Regions from separate parts of the Homo sapiens genome. Here region 1 is linked to region 2. The links are chromatin loops, found by intact Hi-C in ENCODE. Cell type or tissue: endothelial cell of umbilical vein. All regions are shown on one strand. Links, peaks and the distances in the headings refer to the core of each region. The heading gives the core; the rest is flanking DNA. Region 1 overlaps RORA (RAR related orphan receptor A). Region 2 overlaps RORA (RAR related orphan receptor A).

What was found. Peaks named below come from ENCODE experiments on the same cell type or tissue, not always from the same donor. Only the 100,000 strongest peaks of a DNase experiment are listed, where the experiment ranks them.
Region 1: it touches region 2 in a loop (2.0-fold over the local background); 2 of 110 quality-filtered maps call a loop at or near these places.

The regions. Positions count from the first base shown.
Region 1 is chr15:60,781,585-60,792,635 of GRCh38, forward strand. The region is part of intron 1 of RORA (RAR related orphan receptor A); the gene reads right to left. Among named protein-coding and RNA genes, the nearest start is that of RORA-AS4, 23 kb to the left of the region's middle. RefSeq lists enhancers at 6,607-7,107, 7,108-7,608. In endothelial cell of umbilical vein, for the core only: a CTCF peak has its summit at 6,364; no DNase peak of the experiment used is centred there.
Region 2 is chr15:60,668,586-60,679,636 of GRCh38, forward strand. It overlaps RORA (RAR related orphan receptor A), which reads right to left. Exons shown (of 11, transcript NM_134261.3): 2 at 10,072-10,101. Among named protein-coding and RNA genes, the nearest start is that of RORA-AS2, 7.5 kb to the right of the region's middle. In endothelial cell of umbilical vein, for the core only: no CTCF peak of the experiment used is centred there; a DNase peak (open chromatin) is centred at 5,546; H3K27ac peaks cover 907 bases.

The sequences.
Region 1 (11,051 bases), core at 1,702-9,701, 110 kb after region 2:
GCACGCTTTGCCACAGTTCAGTGAGCCGAGTGCAAGCTCCCTTAACTTGGCTGTGGTGTCAAGTCACAGTTATATAACCCCTGGGCTGAGTGCCTCCCTGGGGTGGGGGGTAGGGGGCGGGCAACGGGGGAGCAGGAAAGGCATTATTAGTATAATGTTAAGAAAACAGACTCTGACATCCTCCAGAGTTTGAGAGTCTGGAACTGTTTGTTTCCCATTTAGTTTGTTTCCCACTTTGTTCTACAATCTTCAAATCCCAGATTTTGGAGTCTGGGCAGCTGTGGGTGGGGAGCCCAGCAGCGTGAACTGGACTCAGCCCCTTTCAGGCAGTGGGCTTATTTAGCTTTAAGAAATGTCCCAGGCCGGGTACGGCGGTTCACGCCTGTAATCCCAGCACTCTGGGAGGCCGACGAGGGCGGATCACGAGGTCAAGAGATAGAGACCATCCTGGCCAAAATGGTGAAACCCCGTCTCTACTAAAAATACAGAAATTAGTCAGGCGTGGTGGCAGGCACCTGTAGTCCCAGCTACTTGGGAGGCTGAGGCAGAAGAATTGCTTGAACCTGGGAGGCGGAGGTTGCAGTGAGCTGAGATCGCGCCACTGCACTCCAGACTGGCGACAGAGTGAGACTCCAACTCAGCAAAAAAAGAAAAAAAAAGAAATGCCCGTTGCACGACTGTTTTCAGAAGACCAATGATTAAGAGCACGTGAAAATTAATGCACAAATACAGCTAAGGAAGTGTACCATATAGCTTTTGCAACCACTCTTTTGCTTTGAAAGTGTTAAAGTACACAACTGGAAAGATGGAAAGACCTGAGATTGACGGCATTGTAGATACTTCTGGAAACTTTTCAATAAGGACAGCAGAATAAACAAATATGTTCTCCTTTCACGATCTTTATTTTGGTAAGTCCGTTTCTCTTGGCCACAAGAATTACAACCATCTTTTCATTTTTTTAACTGCAAAGGCGGTCATATGATATGAAGTCACTCCATATCACAGAAATCAGTTGAAGTTTTATTCATGGAGACTCTTCCACAGCTGCCATCTGCCCCTCCCTCTATGAGAAGCAAAGTTTCCCGAAGACAACCCCTCTCTCAAATGTGGCCCTAAAACATTTTTAATGAGTAGTAAGAGATAAGTGAACATGTGGGAAAATGTTCATCCCTGCTAGTAATAAAAAATGCAAATTAAAGCAACTTTGAAAAGGTAACATTTCAGTTTTCGGAAATAATACCCTAATGCTGGCCAAGCTGCATGGAAACTGATAGACTCAAATGCTATAGGCATTGAGTTAAACCAGCATAATTCTTCTTGAAAGAAATATGGCAATTGGTAACCAAAATTATAAAGATGTGCATATCCCGACCCAGCAGCCTTCTCTGGGACTATACGCTAAGGAAATAATCTGACAGAAGCAAAATACTACACAAATTGTACTACTGCCTTTAATGATCAAATCTAATCACAGACATACACACAAAATTCCAGAAGGAGCCTAATGTTCAATAATGGGGGATGGCTTAGCAAATTCTGGTATATTGATAATGGAATAGTAAAAAAAAGAAATCAAACTGCAAATACAAAGGGGGTGCATGTAAGATCTAATGTCACTGGAATCAGAGGATTTACTTGAATGTTTTTATCTTTTTTTTAATATACCAAAGAAATAAAGGCTTTTGTACAGACTGTACTAGGAGGCCCTTAAAACAGCTGTTTTCTTGTCCACCTCATCTCTGCAAAGGGGTGTTTATTTCTTTTCTATTTAAAAATTAATTAAATTTTATTGACAAAAATTATATGTATTTATTGTGTGCTACACAATGTTTTGCAATATGTAAACATTATGAAATGGCTAAATTGAGCTAATTCACATATGCATTACCTCCCAAACAGTATTTTTTGTGGTGAGAACACTTAAAACACAAAGGGGCTTTTATTAAGGATTTTGAAAATGAAAATAATGAAATACAGAGGGTCACCAAGATCACGCTGGATACAGGAAGAAGGCTTAAAACGTCGCATCCTTGAGTCTCTGGTCTAAGTCAGGTCCTTGGCCTTTGAGTCTCACCTTTGCAGAGGACCTCTTCCATTTTCCCACATGGGATGACTTTGAAAGGTGCTAAAATGGGGCCCCACTCTCCTCATACTAGCCACATGAGCTCACATCCATTCAGGTCCTGGAAGTACCTCCAGTAAGGGCCTGAGAAAACTTTAAATGCCAGGGTTTCAGAACCTTTCAGATCAACAACCTGTCTGTTAGCCACCCTGAAATGAAGGAAACCCAGATCCATGTGGCTAATCATCTTTTCAAGACTGGCAAAGAAGAGAATTTGTACGCATGATAATAAACCATTCCCACAATTAGTTTAACACAATGATTTCTGGTCAAACCTAGGGGAGCCATCCCTCCTTTACATCAACGGCTTCCACATGCTGGTCAGTAAACAGTATGGGCAGGCCCATGCTTTGGTTCTCACTGGTCTGTATCTAACTGGGGAAAATAAGGATAACATAATAAGTTTCCACGAAGCTAAATATATTCAAAGGAGAGAATTATTCCTTACTCTAAGATAATGTCCTTTCTATTTTTTCAGTCCCCAAAGTCCACTTTTTAGGGGAAAGATGACAAAAAATAGATGGAGTTATTTTGTTGTTGTTGTTGTTCATGTTATTCCTTTGCAGTAAAATATAGGGACCCTGTATTGGCCTCCCCAAATGTTACTGAAATCATACTGCTTCATTAAGCACATTAACCTTGGATCTTCCATTCAATGGGGGAGATGGAGATTCTGGACATTCCAATTGGGTCACTCCAAACTGTGTGGCAAAAAGTTCTGGTCCTGCTGGCATTTCAAACTGTGCTGCACAACCATTATAGAGCTTTGATTCCATCACTGTGTCTGTCTGTCTACCCTACCTGGCTGTGAGCATCTTTGCCCAGGAACCACTGCCTGATTCACCCTTCTGTTTCTGGTGACTAGCCCAGCACTGAGTGTACTGTTGTTAGACTGAATCCATAGTTGGATGTACAATATGGGTGAAATGCAAAGAACAGCTGTAAAATTGAAGAGAAAGCTTTCAGTGTTGGTTCAGAAGACCTAATTAGCATCCTGGTTCTGCTATTTAACAGCTGTATGACTTGAGCAGTGACTCTCTCTCATACTAATTTCTTTTCTTTAAAGTAGAAAACCAACCTAACCTCTATAAAGTAGAAATGTCGCCTATGCCCTTCACCAGTATCCTAGCTGTGTCCTTGTGTGAAGGGTCATGTGAAAGTGCCTATACATACATGTTAATTTCATTCATTTCTCTCCATTTTATTCCCTGACCAGATGCTTCTCATATTTAGATGTCACCCCTGTCCCAGCCCTGGCGAGAGGAAATTACAAAGCAAAAAGCCAGATCCCCCAACCCAAGGATGTGGAAGTCCAGAGGCAGCTGTCAGCATGCTTCAATTAAAGACAAAATCAAATACAAGCAGCATCCGTTTGCATTTACTCACGATTATTGTGTTTGACAAGATAACCTGTACCCACTTGTACATTCATTACAGAGCTTCTGAAATGATTTTTCTTTGTCTGTGAACATAGGAATTTTTAATGAACAGTTTCAGTGTCTGGTTTCATGCACTCGAAAAGTAAACATCAGTGAGCATCTTTCTAACAGGCTTGATCCATGCCCTCAGATGGTCTACCAGGAGGCAGACTTGTGTGGGTTTGAAACTTTCTTCCTGAGGTCACTGATGGAAACAAAGAAGGAGAAACTTTCAGCATCCCCTTTCCAGTGATAAACATTTTAAATAAATGAATAGGTAAACAGAGAAGGGATCTCAATTTTAATTGCTAGTAAGTGAGGCATAAAAAGGAAAAGAGAGAGTTGTAACTGCCAGGACAATCTCATGCATTCTTTTGAACAGATTCATCTACAAATGAATGTGGCACAAGGAAATGTCAGGTGTTCTGCAAGCAGTAGCTCAGGAAGCTCAAGTCAGGTCTCTCGTCTGTCCCTCCAGCTAGCTACATCTCACATCATGCTTCCTCACGTTTCAGGGCTGCAGCCTCGGTAGCCTTCACCCAGTTCCTCAAATACATAATCCTTCCTCTATCCACAGGACCTTTGCATATCACACTCCCTTTGTCTGGTTCAGTCCTATTCATGTTTCCGATCATCGCTTCCTCGGGGAAGCATTCCTCCCCTCCATATTGAGGCTAAAGTATTTCCAGGGGACAAATCCTTCATTGCGTTTGTCACTGTTGTTGTTTTACATTGATTTGGTGGCAATCTGACAAGCTCTGTCTCCTGCAGAAGACTGTATGCTCCGCACAACAGGGCCTGTGTCTCTGTTCTCCATCTCATCTCTGGCACCTCACAAGGTTGGTACTCAGTATAACTATTTGTTAGGCACTAAATGAATGGAATGAATGGATCCCTGACAAATAACTTCACCAAAATCTTTTATTAAAGACTTGCCTTTGCAAGGAACCCTGTGGAATACGCCAAAAGACATGGTTCCAGGCCTCTGGGGGCTTCATCAGCTGTAGATGTCATGTTTATACATACACGACATCACTACGGTTGAGAGTTGGGCTGTATCAGTGTACAGGAGTGCTCTGGATAGGATGTTCTACCTTGGACAAGCCACTAAATACATCTGTCCCTCCATTTCCCCATTGATCAAATGGTGACAATATCAGTGTGCTCCTTGTTGAAAGGTCAGGGGATAAAACAAGATAACAGAAACAAAAATGCCTCAAAAAGATAAATATTACTAATACCTTTTACCTAAAAGTATCCACCTCCTTAACCAACTCTACAAAGAGTCTTGAGCCTCGCTAGAGAAACACGATGGAAGCTACTCTCTTTGTGAGATGCACCTTGCACAGCAGGAGTGGGCTGGGCCAAGTTGGGGGCACAGTCCAGGCAGGTGGGAAGACAGAGATGGGGCTACTCTAGAGAGCTAAAGGACACCAACCTTCTGCCACCAGGGCCAGCCAGGGTTGACAGTGGATCACGTGGCCTCCCTGAAATAGGGCTACTGAGCAGCTTCGTGATGCACAGAGACCCAGGGGAAAGGAGCAAAGGGCCAGATCCTGCTGCAAAACACACTGCCCATCTGCCCTGAGGTCTGTCATTCCTCCAGTGGTCCTTGGGCCCTGTCTTGCCTGGGACTGGCAAACAAACAGGAGGCCTCCTCCCTCCCTGATGCTCACCCGACTGGATCCACACCTCACTCAGCAACAGCTGTGCGAGTGCAGGTAAAGTCTTTCTGGAGTCTCAGCTCGTGATAGGCATTTAGCAACCTTCCCAGCGGAGGTGTGGAGCAGACGAATGATCACAGAGTGAGAACCATGGCTTTTCTCAGGGTCAGTGTCTCAGGAACCATGGGGTGGTGTGTGAGTGGAATCTTGTCAGTGTTTTGTGAAGATACCTAAGACTTTCAGTCTATAGCTCTGAGAATGTCATCCCATTTTACAAATGAGAAACAGAGAGGTTAATAAGCAAATCTACAGCAAGTCATTTAATGCTGCAAAGGTGTAGTCCATGGAAAGAGATCTAACAGGAAAACTCAAGAGAAATGCTGGGGAGCGCCATGGGGCCAACAGAACAGAAGGCCCTGTTACTGCTCAAGCAGCTGCCACCAAGCCTGCGAGCTCAAGGATGCTGGGCTGGCTGAGGGACAGATGTGGCAGGCATGCACGCGATTCAACAATGCAACAGTCCCTTTCTTGTTTGTTTGGAAAGGTTGTACCCGCCTCGAATGCTAGCAGCAATCACGAAGGAGCCACTAACTGTGGCATTTCTTCACAACATTTCCCCTGCAACTGCGGTCAAGGTGGAGGGATGGCCACAACCAGTCATCTTTTCTGAGTGTTCCTCTGCAAGGGGTGGAGTGGGGACAGCATACGTTAGTGGGCTAAGAATTTGCTTATCTAACAGAAATACAGCTTAACTAACCAAGGGATACATACAATTGTTCTTACAAATTCTGCAACCCATACTGAGCACTTATAAAGGCCAGGCCCTGTGAGAGATACTGAAAATGCAAAGCTGAATAAGGCACCTTGACTGCTTTCAAGGAGATCTTTCCTAATTGGCTAGGAGAGGATATAACCCAAAATTTACAGCTGCCTTTTGGCAAGCCTATCACTGCAATCTACAAGGTGCTATGAGAACTTCAGGGAAGGAGAAACTCTGTGGGAAGAGCCTAGGAAACCTTCCCCAAACAAGGCATTGAGGAAAGAGTGGAAGTTCATCAGGCATCAGAAAAACCATTCATTCATGTATTAACATTCAACAAATACTTAAGAAGTATTGATTGTGCTGGGCACCCTTGTGGCTGCTGGGGATACTGCAGTGGGTGAAACAGCCCAGTTCCTACCCTCATGGAGCTAAGTCTGGTGGCAGTGATAGGCACACAAATAGTGAATCACAAACTTGGAGAGGTCTATGAAGGAGAAGTACAAGGTGTCTGAAAAGTATCTATCTGGGGAGCTGATCATGTCTGAGAGGCAGAAGAAGCTTCGGTGGGGATGTGACATTTGAGCCGAGACAGGAAGGATGCTGAAAGCAGGGGTAGGCTGAAATTTCCGGGCTGAGTGAGCATCATGTGCATTCATCCACTCCACTGACATTTATGAAGAACATGTTGTTGCACCAGGGTCCCTGATGATGCACAAGACACATCTCTGACCTCAAGGAGCACACAGTCGAGTGGGGAGACAGATGATTGCAATAGAATGTGCTAAGTTCATGGCTGGTGGGGTGGGGAATGCTTTCCCATTAGAGGGAACAGTGTGTGCAAAGGCCAGGAACGCACAGCTCAAGACATTTTAGTGGGAAGTTAAGGGTTCCAAACTCCCCTCGATTGACTGCTATGTGACGTGTGCTTGACCTATCATCTTTCTTTTTCTTGCTTAAGAACGAAACTCCTTTCTCTACTAATCACGGTGTTGCTGCACCAAGAAGAAGCCGCCTCAGCAAATGCTGACGCATGCATTTTGCAGTGAGCTGGAAGTGCCTGGCCTAGCTTGGCCTGTGCCTCCCTCCTTTCCTCCCCAGGCAGGATCCACACAGTCATCAGCACCACGGGGCTGATTGCTTAAAGAAGGCACCCTCCCTGCCTCATTGCTCCAAGCTGGCCTCAGCCCAGGTACCTCAGCCACACCCACGGCCCATCCAAACCTGCTGTCTGAGGGTCAGAGCCCCCTTCCATGAGAAAGCCCCTGTCCCGCTTAATAACATTTTCTCTCTGCCTGTCTAATTAACTCCGTCACTGTATCTGCAGTCAGATAAAATGCTCATTTCACACCACATTAATTTTTATCAGCTGAACATTAAGCAACACAAAGCTATCTATGCTTGGTTTAATTTACATACTGACAGACCTACAAAGCGTTACCCACAGTGGCTGCGAAGCAAATAAGCAGAACTGGCATCAAACAAGGCTCTTCAAAATGAAATATTGATTTGCAAGGCTGACAGTAAAGAAGGGTTGGAGGGCTATGGGAGAAGAAGCAAGGAATAGAAGAGTGATTTTTCCTTGAAGAACAATTATTGATGTTGTCACCAGTAGGCCTCCCAAAGGCCAAACAGAGGAGCCAGCTGAGGCCAGGATCCCAAGGATCAGGTGTTCCCAAGGAACACAGCCCCACAGTCCATACTGCTCCCTGGAAAAGGACTCTCTTCATCCTGGCATCAGAGGCCATCCCAGCCCGAAGGAAAATGCCCTCAAACAGCAAAGTATTTTAATCACATACACAAACACTTAATATATCTTGCTTCTGTAACTTTGCTCAAGCTGTTTCTCTAGAAGAGTCTTCCTTCTATTCCATGGCCAAACTCAAGCACCACCTCTTCCAGGAAGACTTCCCTGGACACCCTGCTTCCTTACAAATGTGTTGCCAGAATTCCCAGCACTGGGTCTGCATTGCACCGACTATCCATACCGTTTCTTGATAATCTATATGTATGTTTCTTTATCCCACTTGTTGTGAGCTCTTTCAGGGACAGATCTAGGTTTGGGGCAGCTGAAGTTTAAGCAAGTTAGGGGATTTTCTTTAAGAAGAAAGAATTGTAAAATATCTAACTTTTGCAAATATTACAGAAACCTATAACCATGAAAATAAATTACTAGGGGCATTCTCAGGGCTTTAGGAGAGGCCGGTGCAAATGAAGGGTCCTGAAGTTTAAGTTTTATCAGCTTTGAAGTGGGTCTACTTCTGGTCTCTTGAGTGCAATTCCTTGCTTGTAACAAGCATTCAATAAATATAGGCAGCATGAATTAAATGAATAAAGAAAAAGGAACTACTTTGGGGTGCCCAGTCTGTGATAGGCACAGCCAAATAACTTTGGGAAGGATATTCTCCTCTAAGCAGCACAGCAGCCTATAGATGATACAACCGATAAGTGTTGAAGCCAGAATTGATTTCCAAGACTCACCTTCCTCCATCTGAGAACCTATGACCCAAGAGAAAAAGAAGCAATACCCCAAGTGAAAAGACAAGTGGCTCACACAGGTTAAGTCTTTAGACTTTAGAGGTCTTAGCACTCATAATTTCACCCAGACCAGTGGTTCTTCCACTTTTGTGAGCATCTAAATCACCTGACTCACTTATTCCATGGCAGATTCTCTGACCTGCAAACCAGAGAGTCGAATTTCTCATGTCTGTATAATTGGAGTGGAGCCTGAGAATTTGTATTTTAAATGTGTCCACTCACAATCTTGGTGCAGGTTTTCGAAGACTACACTTTGAGAAACCTTAACTCAACTACAAATGTTGATGTTGAAGGGAAGTGCACCAGGAGAATTAATTGGGTGAGCGCTGATGGAGAGGCTAGTGGAAAGCTGTATTTCCTTCAAGAAGCTGGGATGTGACTTTAACATGGTGTGGCACCATGGCCTCAGGAAGACTGGGGACTGACAGAGAATGGAAACTGCAAGTCTAGAACCTGATGAGTAAGAAGGCTGTATACATATTTTAAAGTGCCTAGGCAAGCCACCAGTTTGAGAACATTCCTCGTCTTTGTGTGACTTTCAACCTGCAGATGTTTTCAACTGAGTCCCCCATGAAGGAGAGGAGCTGAAGACCTTCTCCTACCACAGGGGCCAATGCTGGCTGAGTATTCTGCTTTGCTATGTTAAGAATTTCAAGAGGTAGCTCCTGGATATGTAATGCACAGCGCTCTTGTCCTGGTTATATATGGCTTCTCATGAAGAAAACTTCTGGCCTAGCTTCAATTTCACAATTATGCATGCTGGGGCTTGTAGGTACCAGATGGTTCCAGGGTTACCACAGGTATTTTCCTTTCAACACCATCATGGTAACGTTTTTCTCTTCAGAAATGTCTATGACCTTCAGAGGCCCTAGAAACGCCCCCCCATTGCCCCCCCAAAAAGCTTCAAAATCCAGGACTGTCTATTGTTTCATTGTCTTTTGCTTGTTTGGTGGTGTTTATTGGGAAGAAAATGCAATAGATGCTTTGGTATCAAAAAGTCTGGCTCTTTTAGAATCAAACGTACATAAAACTGATTGTAGAACGAGCCCAGGCTGATGTCATGGGCTCTGAGTTCAGGCCTGATTCAGTTACTACTTGGGCAAGTCACTTAACTTCCCTAGGTCATCTCATCTGTGATATAGACTTGATAATATTAGTTCTGCCTCCCAGAGCTGTGTTAACGGAGACAAAGTGTTTTGAAATATCTAAATATAAATGTAAGGGCTATTGGCTTTTGGTCATAATCTACTAACCCCTTACAGATAACAGTTAAGTTATCTACACACAATAATTTTTAAAAACCATTTTCAAGGCAATGGAATGCAGTCAAAAGTCCAACAGGAACTGGAAGGGAGTCTGTCCCCTGAAACATGAACCTTCACCAAGTAAAATTTATGAATTTGTGGGGTTTTGTCTGGGAGCACTCCCAAGTTAGCTTTCAGCTCTGGATAGCTTGAACTGTCAGAGAAATAAGTCAGAAAAGGAACAAGAACATAAGGGGAGAAATTCTGGAAAGGTGGGAACTGCAGAGGCAGCAAGCTGCAAAATCTATGTACAAAATCTGCCCAATCCTCGGCTGGCTGCAAAAATATATGTGCATGAGGGAGACTCCAAGGGACCCAATACGAAGAAGCAGCTGGAAGCTAAAAGAACAGAAAAGTGACTTTATCTGCTGTCGACCGCAGGAACAACAGAGCTGGAATTTGAGTCCAGGCAAGTCGAGTGGTTGCTAAAGCAAAAATTATTTTCAGAGAAACAAACAGAATCTAGGGTCTCTGCAACAATCATTTGTTTTGTCTATTACCCAATCCAAAGTCTCCATACATGCAAATAAAGAGTAAAATGTAACACATAAGAAAAAAAAAAGCAGTAATAAAAACCAACCCCAAGAATACTCAGATAATGCCCTTAGCTGATAAGTACTTTAAAGAAGCCATTATAAATATGTTCAACAAATTGAAGGAAATATATACATAATAAATGAACAGATATGGGACTTCAGTGAGAAACAGAAACTATAAAAATGAACCAGATAGAAATCCTAGAGTTGAAAAGTAGAATGAATATAATGAAAAAAAATACTACTGTATGGGCTTAACAGCAGACTGGAGATGGCAGGAAAGAGTCAATGGACTTGAAGATGAATTAATAGAAAGTATTCAATCTTAAGAACAAAGAGAAAATAATGAAGAAGAGTGAACAGAGCCTCAGTGACTTGAGCATTATAAACCATCAAACAGTATACATATATGAAATAGCAAGTTCCAGAAGAACAGTAGAGAGAGAATGAAGCAGAAAAAGTATATTTGAAGGAACGGCTGAAAATTTAACAAGTATGGTTAAAGACATCAACTTATAGATTCAAGAAACTCCGCACATCCTAAGCAAGACAAATACAAAGAAAACAATATCTAGACAAACCACAGTCAATTTTCTGAAGTCGAAAGATAAAGAGAACATCAAAAAAGCAGCCAGAGACCTACAGCAGAAACAACAATATGAATGATAGCTATTTCTCTCACAAATAGCAAAGGCCAGAAGACAACGGA
Region 2 (11,051 bases), core at 2,068-10,067:
TTTCACCTGTTCTCTAGAGGCACTGGTGTTATCCTGTCTACTAACAGCAGAGACTGGTAACAATCAATTATCCCGACGCCCCAACCTGGTGAGGGAAAGTGAATTTTCAGTTTTGTCGACACAAAAAGACATGGTGTAAGAGAAAGAGAGATAAATTAACTCAATATGATTCATTATACTGGAGACTAAGAACACGCAGCCAATGAAAATGCCTCATCAGGACCTTGGTATTCTTTAAGTAAAACGACAGAAACATATTCTAAGGAAATTAAGAAATATCCATAATGAGAAAAGGATGCTTAGTTGTCCTCTTACCATAATTGTCCAGCTACATGAGGGAAATAATTCTTTGTGCTGATGAAAAAGTAATAGTCACTGCAGTTGACTTTGCCTACCTAAGGAGTGAGCAAGGTTTGGAATTTGGGGTTTAAATTTTTATAAAGCTATTTGTAGCTGAGTTTAAAAGGGTTGGAAAGACAGAGGCTCCCAGGGTAGCAGAGTAGCCTGCAGCCAATTAGCAGCTCGAATGAAAGAAAGCAAGGAGAACCATTAGCCGCAAAATTCAAAGTGCTTATGTATTTTTCAAGTTTCACTGCACATTCCATGCCTCTGATTTTAATGAAATGGCAAGAACGGGTCTTACAATTAGACCTTAACACCGTGGAGTTAGAGAAAAAGTGAACATCCTTTTTCTTTAATAATCAGAAGAGCCTTCTCTTTTCGGACCAGATCTCTCCTTCCCAATAAGCGTTTTTTTGTTTGTTTGTTTGTTTGTTTGTTTGTTTGTTTTTTTAACGTAGTTGGTCACAGGAGCACACACAGAAGTAGTTCTAACTAAGGATAAAAATGTCACCTGGGTTCAGAGAAGGGACTGGAGCAGGGAACATCTGATTCACATAACCCTAACTAAATGACTGTGGCAGAAAAACATTGTTTATAGGTCACTGCTTTTTTTCACACACATTCTGTGGCTCCACATTGGTTATGAGAGAAAGCCAAAACCTGCTCTCTGTTCTTACTGGTCTCCCTTTTCCTTGTTAATACTCTACTCCAGTCAGACCGATCTACACAATCATCCCTGATCACACCTAATTCTTGCTACCCTTCCAGAGCAAGCTCAGCTCACCACACATGTTCCCAACTCATACAGCATTTAAACACATATTCTATTAGGTTGGTGCAAAAGTAATTGTGGTTTTTGCCATTGAAATGGCAAAATTTCATAGCCCTGCATTTTCCTGCAATTCTTTCATTACTGAAAGTTCCTCAAATGTGTGTGTCCTTTCTCCTAGATACAGACTAAACTATTAGACAGGGAGGAATATAAGTTAGATTACCTATACTGCAATGTGCCTTACACAATGTTAGGCACAGAGCAGGGGTTAAAAAATATCAAGCTAAGAAAATCTGCCTGGCTCCCTGCCCTATCTTTCCATAGGTATGAACTGCAGTCTACTTTCCAGCCTCTGTTCCTCAGACCCCGATATTACAGGTGTCTGGATTGCCTAGCATATAATTTCCTTCCCCTTTCCTCTAAGAAGAAAATGTAAAATAAAAGATTTATAGATTAAGGCCTTTCCACTGAATCCAAACCTTAATCTAGTATATCCTACCTCTTTTTTTTTTTTCTTTTTTTTTTTTTGAGATGGAGTCCCACTACATTGCCCAGGTTGGGGTGCAGTGCTGTGATCTCAGCTTACTGCCGCTTCGGCATCCCAGGTTCAAGCGATTATCCTGCCTCAGCCTCCCTAGTAGCTGGGATTACAGGTGCACAGTACCACACTCAGCTACTTTTTGTATTTTTAGTTAAGATGGGGTTTCACCATGTTGGCCAGGCTAGTCTCAAACTCTTGACCTTCAGTGATCCGCCCGTCTCGGCCTCCCAAAGTGCTGGGATTACAAGCGTGAGCCACCATGCCCGGCCACTCCTCAATATGCCTTCTAATCAGTATCCTTGGCTATTAACTATTTAAGACAGTAGGAGCTGGAGTTGATGCCTAGGAGACATACAAAATCAAGAAGGGAAAGAGCTATCACTCCTACATAGAAAAACATGTTTTCCCAGAAGTGGAAGTGGATTGGGTGGAGAACATTCCATTGCAAGGGATTTTGGCAGTCAAAGGAAAATATTTAATTGAATAGCTTAAAAATCTTCATCCTTATAATGTATAGATGTGGATGTCAATTATAATCCAAAGGGCCATGTGACTACAAATGCACTAACTTCCTGGCCACAGAATTGATAAAGAAATCAGTGTAAAAAATTTAGTGTCATCACTGAAAGTGAATGTAGAGTGATCACTCTCTTCTTGTTTTAAACACATTGGCATCTCTGTTTCTTCTACGTTTTTATTCCTCTGCGTACAGATTGCAATAAAAAGAGAAGCTGATATAAGTGTAAATCCAGTCCTAAGTTCAGATATGCTTAAACATCCTCAAAATCTAGATGTTAATTTTCTTATATCTCCTATATATCCCATTGATATATATATATATATATATATATATATATCTGTTTCCTGAGCGTTCTGTTAGCTTCCAGGGTTTTTTTGGGTTTGGATAGGTTTCAAAGAAACCACTGTGTCCGGAATCATAGTACTGCTTTGTGGCAATGAAAGTTATAAATGAATTACTAAGTTGGTCTAACAAAAAAGTATAAATTTATTATAAATGTCATTAATGTCCGTTAAAGGCTTTGTTTCAGAGGAAGATGGGTTTGTGCTGTACGAAATATATGTCATTACTGGTGTGGGGTACATAGCTGTCCTAGAAGCAGAAGTAACCACTTTGAACAATTGTTTTATTATGGAATCAGTTGTGTTGTATGACATTAAGTAGACATCAGTTCTTTGATGAACTAAGTTAAATTGTTAAAAAGATAAGTAATGGTCATTTAAAGTAAGAAGGTTGGCTAGGCGCAGTGGCTCACGCCTGTAATCCCAGCACTTTGGGAGGCTGAGGCAGGAGGATCTCTTGAGCTAAAGAGTTCAGAGACCAGCCTGGGCAACATAGCAAGACTCTGTCTCTCTCTTTTTTTTCTTTTTGAGACAGACTCTCACTCCATCACCCAGGCTGGAGTGCAGTGGCGTGATCTCGGCTCACTGCAACCTCTGCCTCCCGGGTTCAAGTGATTCTCATGCCTCAGCCTCCCAAGTAGCTGAGATTACAGGCGTGTGCCACCACTCCTGACTAATTTTTGTATTTTTAGTAGCGATGGAGTTTCACCATGTTGGCCAGGCTGGTCTCAAACTCCTGACCTCAGGTGATCTGCCTGCCTCGGCCTCCCAAAGTGCTGGGATTACAGGGGTGAGCCACCAAGCCCAGCCAGCAAGACCCTGTCTCTACAAAAAACTAAAAATAAAAAACAAATTAGCTGAGCAAGTCCCAGCTACTTGGGAAGCTGAGGCAGGAGGATCTCCTGAGACCAAGAGGTTGAGGCTGCAGTGAGCCACGCGCATGCCACTACACTCCCGCTTGGCCAACAGAGCGAGTCCCCTTCTAAAAAAAATAATAAAGTAAGAACGCTGTACAGTTTCCAGTAGACTACTTTGTTTAAATACTTTTTTTCACATAGTGGGAATAACATTCCCCTTTCTTACAATCAGTTTGTTCTTCAAGCTTAGAAGCCTATGGAGGTAGCATAGTTGTAAGGTAAAAGGAAACCTTGGTCAATTGTAAGAATGACTATGTTGCACTTGGCTTTCTTCCTATACTTTAGAGTGGAAGAACCACTCTGAAAAATGAAGCTCTTCATTTTAAAAGCATTTAAACTGGGGATTGCCTTTACATCCTGGCTCCACCACATACTAGCTAGTTGTAGGACCCTGGACCTCGGTTTTCATCTGTAAAGTGGGGATAGTAGCAACACCTACCTCACAAAGTTGCAGTAAAGATAAATAAATGAACACTTAGAAAGTGCTTAGAGAAGTGCCTAGCACTCAGTGCCCCACAAGTATTAGTTAATGTTGATACTGGAGATAACGGTGTGGCTCTTATGTGTGCACAAGGGGGCAATCTACTCTGTTTTGACTCCAGGCTTTGCCCAGCTGGGTGAGCTAACGAGGTTTTTCACTTCTCTAAGCTACTTGTCTCTCATGTACATTTTCTTATTTAAAATGCGGGTGCAAGCAGTACAAAGCTCCTAAAGCTGATGAGCAGATTAAATGAAATAATGCACGTAAAGCATTAAACACAATGCTTCGAATATTCAGATTGCTTGGTAGGTGGTGTTCCTGCTATTGCTGCTGCTGCTACTACAAGTAATGGTACTACTGCTATTACTTCTGCCATTATTACTGTCAATATGAAACTAAGCATATTGCAAACTTATGTCATAGACATCTAGCGCTTTTTAAAAAATCAATCTAATCATGTCTAACTAAGCATTTATCAAGTATGTAATAAGTCTATCAAGTCCACACCAATCCCTCGTAGGCTAGGCATGTTTGTTTTCTCCCTGGTAGTGATTATGGATTTTAAAGAGCCAATCACCATCTCAACACACCCTTTGGAACGTATGTTATGAAGTGGGAATACAAATACTTTTTGTCCAAATGCAATTCATGAACCTCAAGTCTACTAACTGGGCAAACTTGAATCAACTGGATGTTGGGATGGAAATGCTCAGGTAACTATTCAGTTTTTCTATGGAGTTCACAGGTCCTCGCCATGAACTGTGGGCTTTAAGACTATGCAAATCTTCTACTTTGGAAGAACTGACTGGCAGGGCCAAGTGCAATCCATTTATTTTTAATATGATGAGACAGAGAAATCCTGTTAAGCTTAGGAGGGCTTGGCTGTAGCTGAGCAGGCTGACTCTAAACAAGGCAAACGCTTCCAGACAGTACAGAGGGATTTTTACTTTCTCAGACTGGCTGATTTGAAGAAACTAAATAGATGTTACTCTGTAAGAATGGGTGGAGATGAGCAGCGGGGATAGGTTTTAGCACCCAGGGTTAAATTTTTGCCTTTTGCTTTATTGCTATTTTATGCTTGGATCACAATATGAGAATCCTCGATGTTTTCTCTAGTTTTCTTTTCCTCTCCCATACTTCCAGCTTAGTTTGTTTTCCAGTTATGAGCGACTTATGGAACTGGTACACCTGGCATTTGTGTTTTCAGATTGTTTTATGTGATTATGCACTTCTATCCCACCCTATCCCCTATCTTGTCTCCCTCTAGTCTTTACTTACAACTAGTCTGTAAACGCCTGGAAGGTAAAAAGCCTATCAGCGCAGAGTAGGTCCTCAATGAATAGTTGTCCCTTAATTAGCCCTTAAGAGGCCAGCACCTGTATTTTAGTCATGACCCACTGCCAACAAGCTTGCTGTCTGAGATAGCTGGTAGCCTTGGTAAGCTAAGCAATGAATCTTCCAGTTACTTTGTGAGTACTAGGTTATCCCTTTTCCTGACTATTTGTCAATGGGCAGACAGGATCTGGATGAAGGCCTACTAAAAGAACTTCAGCGTGGCTTCTTCTCACATCTGTCCTAATGGAACACCCTGCCAGCAACAGAAATTATAACTGCCGTGAGTCACTGTGAGTCACATGGGTTGCCACGGAAACCTACTAACTATATCACCAAAGCACCTTCCATTAGCTTTGCCAAGAATGGTTCCTGAGTTTTCCTGGACTGTGAAAACAATGTGGGTGAGCCCCAAGTTTGGGGTTGCTAAGAGTCTACAATAAAAAAGTATGGCCTCAAGGATAGGAAAAAAAATGAGAAAATAAGGTTATTCTAGTTTTTGGATCTCCTGAGTAAATGGCAACAATTGTGACAACTTGTTGGGTTCATTTTGTGATATCAATGAATGCCTATGGAGAGGAGGTTGAGGCCTCAAAACTAATTTTCTCTAAGTCAAATTCAAAGCCAAGTCTCTGGGGTGAAAAGTGAATACATTAACCTATTCCATTTTAAATGATTGCAATAAACACTTTTTAAAATGGATGCAAAAGATTAGTTCTCAAAGAAATATTTTGATTTGTGCTAAAATATTTTACTATTGAGAACTAAATCTTTTTATAAATAACACAGTGCTTTAATTTTATATTGTAGGTATTAGCCTGCTACAATCAAACATTTGAAAATGTACTAGATTACCTTTTAATGGCTATTCACGTTAACTGAAAATATTTCCGAAGATTCAGAGGCGTATCTTGTTTGGGTTTTTATTGGGGAAAATTAACAACTCAAGTTGGGAGTAAACTGACACATTTTCCTGACTGCTTCCACTGAGTAACCTGCACCTTTCAGAAGCCTGTATCTGTCCCTCAGTGTGGGAGAAAGCAGGCAGGGCAGGCTAGGACAAGAGGTACAAGGACTGTAAACAAGGATGAGAACAGAAGGAAGCAGCAATGGTCTGATGCCTCTGGAAACGGTTCAGGGGCCTACCAGATATCTTTTGGGTCTGTGTTGTGGTGGCTGTCTGATATATGTCCTCTGAGGTTAGGACTCCATGATGCTAAACTTTCCAGTAGCTGGAAAGAGCTAGGATGATTTGTTGCATCTTTTCACCTCCATATTTATCCTCTTGTAACGTTGTAGCAAATGCAGAACTATCCAAGAAGAATTAGACTAAGAATTCAGGAGTGAATGACTCGTTGTCCTTGGCAAATAATAAAAACCAACACAGCAGCTGATTCCGAAAATGATACTTATCTGCATGGTGGCTATTTCAGCAGGAAAGAGACCAGAACAAACTTGTGAAACACCAAAGCAAAGCAATCTTGAAGGGGTCCAACCAAATACATGTGCTATATAATCCCCAGGAAAATTAAATTGCAATTCCACACCACAGTGTAAAATTGATCTAATATTAAAAACTCTCTTTTATGTTTGCACACCAAAAACCAACAGCAACATTTCCTATCAACAATTGAAGAACATCACAAATATAAGAATTCCTTGAACAATTTGGGCACGAGAAACACTAGAAATTCCAAAGCTTGTCTTCTCCCACTGGCCAACTAAACAGAAAACAAACACTTAAGGTACCCTTCTCAGAAGCTTAGGAGAAACTGAGTTCTCCAAAGACTATGTCCATGGGCTCCTCTGAAGCTTAACAGTCAAATTTCCCTTCATGGGAATTTCTGCCTCAAGTCACCCAAAACATTTATTTTTTTTAAAAGAAACAATACCTGTGCTTTCCAGATAACAAGGTGGACTAAAATACTATCTGGTGTCACAACTATTCAGGCTCATTTTGCAGTATGTGCACCTCTGTCTTGTGTACCTGTGAGCTGACACTCTGGTCTGATAATATATTCTGCAGCTGTACATATTAATTTGTAAGTTGAACAATCTCTCCGTGAGGGCAGTTAGGAAACCAAGATTGAAATTGCTAATGTCGGGTGACTTCAGCTGTCGATGATTATGTAGTCAAGTCTTGACTAAGGTTTCCAGAACCCTGGCTAAAAATGGAAGTTTTGAGACGGTACAAAAATGAATTCATACACTTCACTGATAGTGAAACTTTTTGAAGAACAGATGTCAAGATGATTTAAGAGGAGCTGGAATTTAACATCTTAAAAAAAAACGTATAGGCAAGTTAGGACAGTTCAGTTTTCAAGAAAAATCCAACAAATGCTAAAGAAGAAGTAATTTGGGTGACTGTTATTAGAGAAAAAACTGACTGATTGTCTTTCTCCTCACAAGCTGTGGGCCCTGTGGAGATGCTAAGATCAGAAATACGATGGGCTGTCTGCTGAGCTGGGTGACAAAAACAATCTCCATGTTCAAGTGGCATGGAGGACTTCCACTAACATGTAACTTGGACAATTCAATTTCTCCTTGGCATATGTAAAGTTTTGTGTCAACTGTGTTTTCAGGTGCTATTCTTTCCAATTTTGTCATTCGGCCATTTTTTATTCTGGGCCCTCTCCCCCAATCATGAAAGTAAACATCAACCAAAACAATATCATTTCTGATCCAAATCTTTCTGTCCATTATATAAAAGGAGCTTTAAGTCTTTCTACATTGACTTCAAGCTTAATGCCTAAGAATTTTCTTGCTGATTTTCACAGTTAGAAAGGCACTCAAAGTCCACCCTGTGTGGCTATATCTTGATTTTGCATTAAAGCCAGTATAGCTGATGAAATTCTTTAAGCCTTTGTGGAAAGACCCACCTGGTTCAAGTGTCTGTTTTTAGAACACCAATTTTTCCTCTCTAGCCACCACTCTCATGCTGTCATCTAAGTCCCTCCATGAATTTAAACTCAACCACAGGTTATTGTTTCTGCAATAGCCCAAGAAAATTATTCTCAGGGATGACAGTTCCTCGAATGTCTCTCTTTATATGGACTGTCTGTATACTAGGTAACATCTAGATTTCTGTCTATGTTATCTTATTAGTTGGGATGTACTCTTCATGTCCAGTGGAGCTGAAGTAGTGGTTTTGTTCACTTATCTAAGAGCCAAGTCATAATGCAAACAGTCAGTAGCTTTCTGTACATTGCCAGGTGGCCAGGAGTCCATACCCCAAACCACCATAAACAGTAGGCACAATCATCAGCCCCTGTTGGGGAGAGGCCCAGGACTGAGCTAGCAGAAAGACTGAATTACTTACCACCTCTAGAGTGGGTCCCTCCGGGCCAGGGACGAGCTCATGGGCAAGGCTGTGCAAGGAAGCGCTCTGTACCATGCCTGCCCTGCGGATATACAGAGGACTTCAGTCTCCTGCACTGTCAATCTCTCAGTCATCATGAGCTCAATTATGCACCGACAACAGCAAGAACAAGAACAACAACAACGACAAAACAACCCCCAAAAAGCTAAGGGTCACAGACTACCCTGATGGAGGGACAGCCAACTGGAACTGTGCATTGAGAGATGGAGGTGCCATCCGGATCATGTGTCTAGTACGGGCCTGACCTTTTCATTGTTCCTCAAGCAAACATTCCATTGAAGGCCATGAGAGAGCCACGTGGAGAGACTGCAGGACAGGGCCCTCAGAGTCAGGCAACTTCTCATCCAATTTGACGTTTTTTGGTTTTTTCTTTTTTTTTTTTTTCATTTTTGTTTTCTACAAATACAGATAGACAGACAGACAAACCCAAGAGCAGATTTCAAGAATCAACTGAGGCACAAGATAAACTACTTTGATGTAATACAGATGTTTTCCCCCAAACGTTTCACATGAAATAAAAAAATTTAAAGTGTAATTAGGAAAAATTGGGGGATACATCCTTGTTGTCCCTGTATTGTGCCATAAATATCTCCACTGCTTGCCTTAGAAGAATGCCCAAACATATCTCATAGGTAGCACGTATCCGTGGTCTAAAATAGTCATCAAATTCTAATGACACCATTAATTCAAAGCCTAAATAATATGCTGGTCAATTACAGTGAAAGTTGACTGCCTGCATCAATGATGTCTTGTTTCATCCTGAGGTTCAAGGCACAGTCAAACATCATTGCTCAGATTGCAAATCACAACACCTTACATTGACGTGAGTTTGTAACTTATGGTGTAGTTCAAATGAAGGCAATTGATGAAAGCAGTTGAACCTGAGAAGTGGGATGAATACAGAGCATAAATCCAGCACACGTTTCCACATCAAACTACCGATGCCATTTATCAGGGCCCTCGCAGGCCATGCCCGTGGTCGAGCGACAGCGCCTCTATTCCCAGTCAGCATCTCTGCTCCACAGACATGAGTACGAAACGGCCTAATTTGTGAACTAGTGGTGAGGAAAAGGAGACCAAAGCTTAAAAGAAATCAAGGTGATGTTTCCTAGAAACATACCAGCTCTTCTAAGAAGGATCTAGGATAAGGGTGATCAGTAAGTAATTGATCCTCCTGGCTAGATTTCATGATTTTTCTAAAGCTTCATGGCTGGAAACACTGGAATTCATCAGAATATGTCTCTAGCCTCTCTCTTCAACACACACTCAGTACAAACAGGTGGAGATGTGCCACTTCCGACCACTACAGATTGAAAAAAAATGACCTCTGTTGACCATGGATCACAGCTGAAACATTAGTATATACTTGAAGGGTCACAGCAGCCAGACATATGCGAATTCCAACTCTTCAGAAAACTTTGGACAGAAAAAAAATGCATTACTTACATGTATGTGTCTTCTTCGTTACTGAGATACCTGGAAGAGAAGAAACAATAACATAGGTTAGAAAGTGCCCTGTGTGTGCTGCTTTGAATGTCCGTCATTCCCAGTGTGCTCAGGAAGGCGTTTAGTTCAGATGGGGAAGTGGAAGCAAGACCAGTTTTAACATTGCACAGGAGTGTCACTAGACCTACCCCAAAGGCATGCAACCGTGACTGATGAGGCAGCGACCATCACCTCCTGGTTTAAGAGGTTCTGTGGTAAAAGTGGGGAGCATGGACAATAACTAAACAGGGTTAAACAGGACGCGAGGAGACTCTTATTTTTTATTTTAAGTAGGGGAGACAATCATGTTTATAGGCAGAGTGGGAAAGATGTAAGGCACAAGAGAGCAATGCCAGCCTACTCAGACCAGGGTAAGATGAGCAACACGGCAATTAATTTGCTATGGCCATTGGTTCTGTGTTTACTCTTTAATGAAAACGACCCTTCCTCCTCCCATGAAGCACAACTTTTAATGGTGAGGGGGAAATACATCCACCAAATGTACCTATGTGTCTGTACTCATTAAGGTCAGAAAGGGAATCACTGCTACTTCTCTAAAAATGGCCCCCAAATGTTTCATACAGTTGAAACACAACTGAATGAAATGTATGAACACAAACTACGAAAACACGAGCGATTCATGAGTCAGCACCCTTGATATTTCAGGATGATTTATAGGTAGCAGGTGACAAATAGAACTAAGCAACATTTGGCACAGAAGTCCTGATAAAGATAGCATAAATGTATGCTTTGATGCAAACAACACTATCTCCATTTCAGAATTACTACATTTTGAATCCTTTATGCTGCATTCTTCTTGGGAGACGTTCTTGAGACTAAGTAGGCTCAAAGTCATAAAACTGTTGAAAACATTTAGCCTGTGACTAAGAACTGTGGTAAACCTTGAAATTTTTTTTTCTTTCAAGTTATTAAGGGAACTA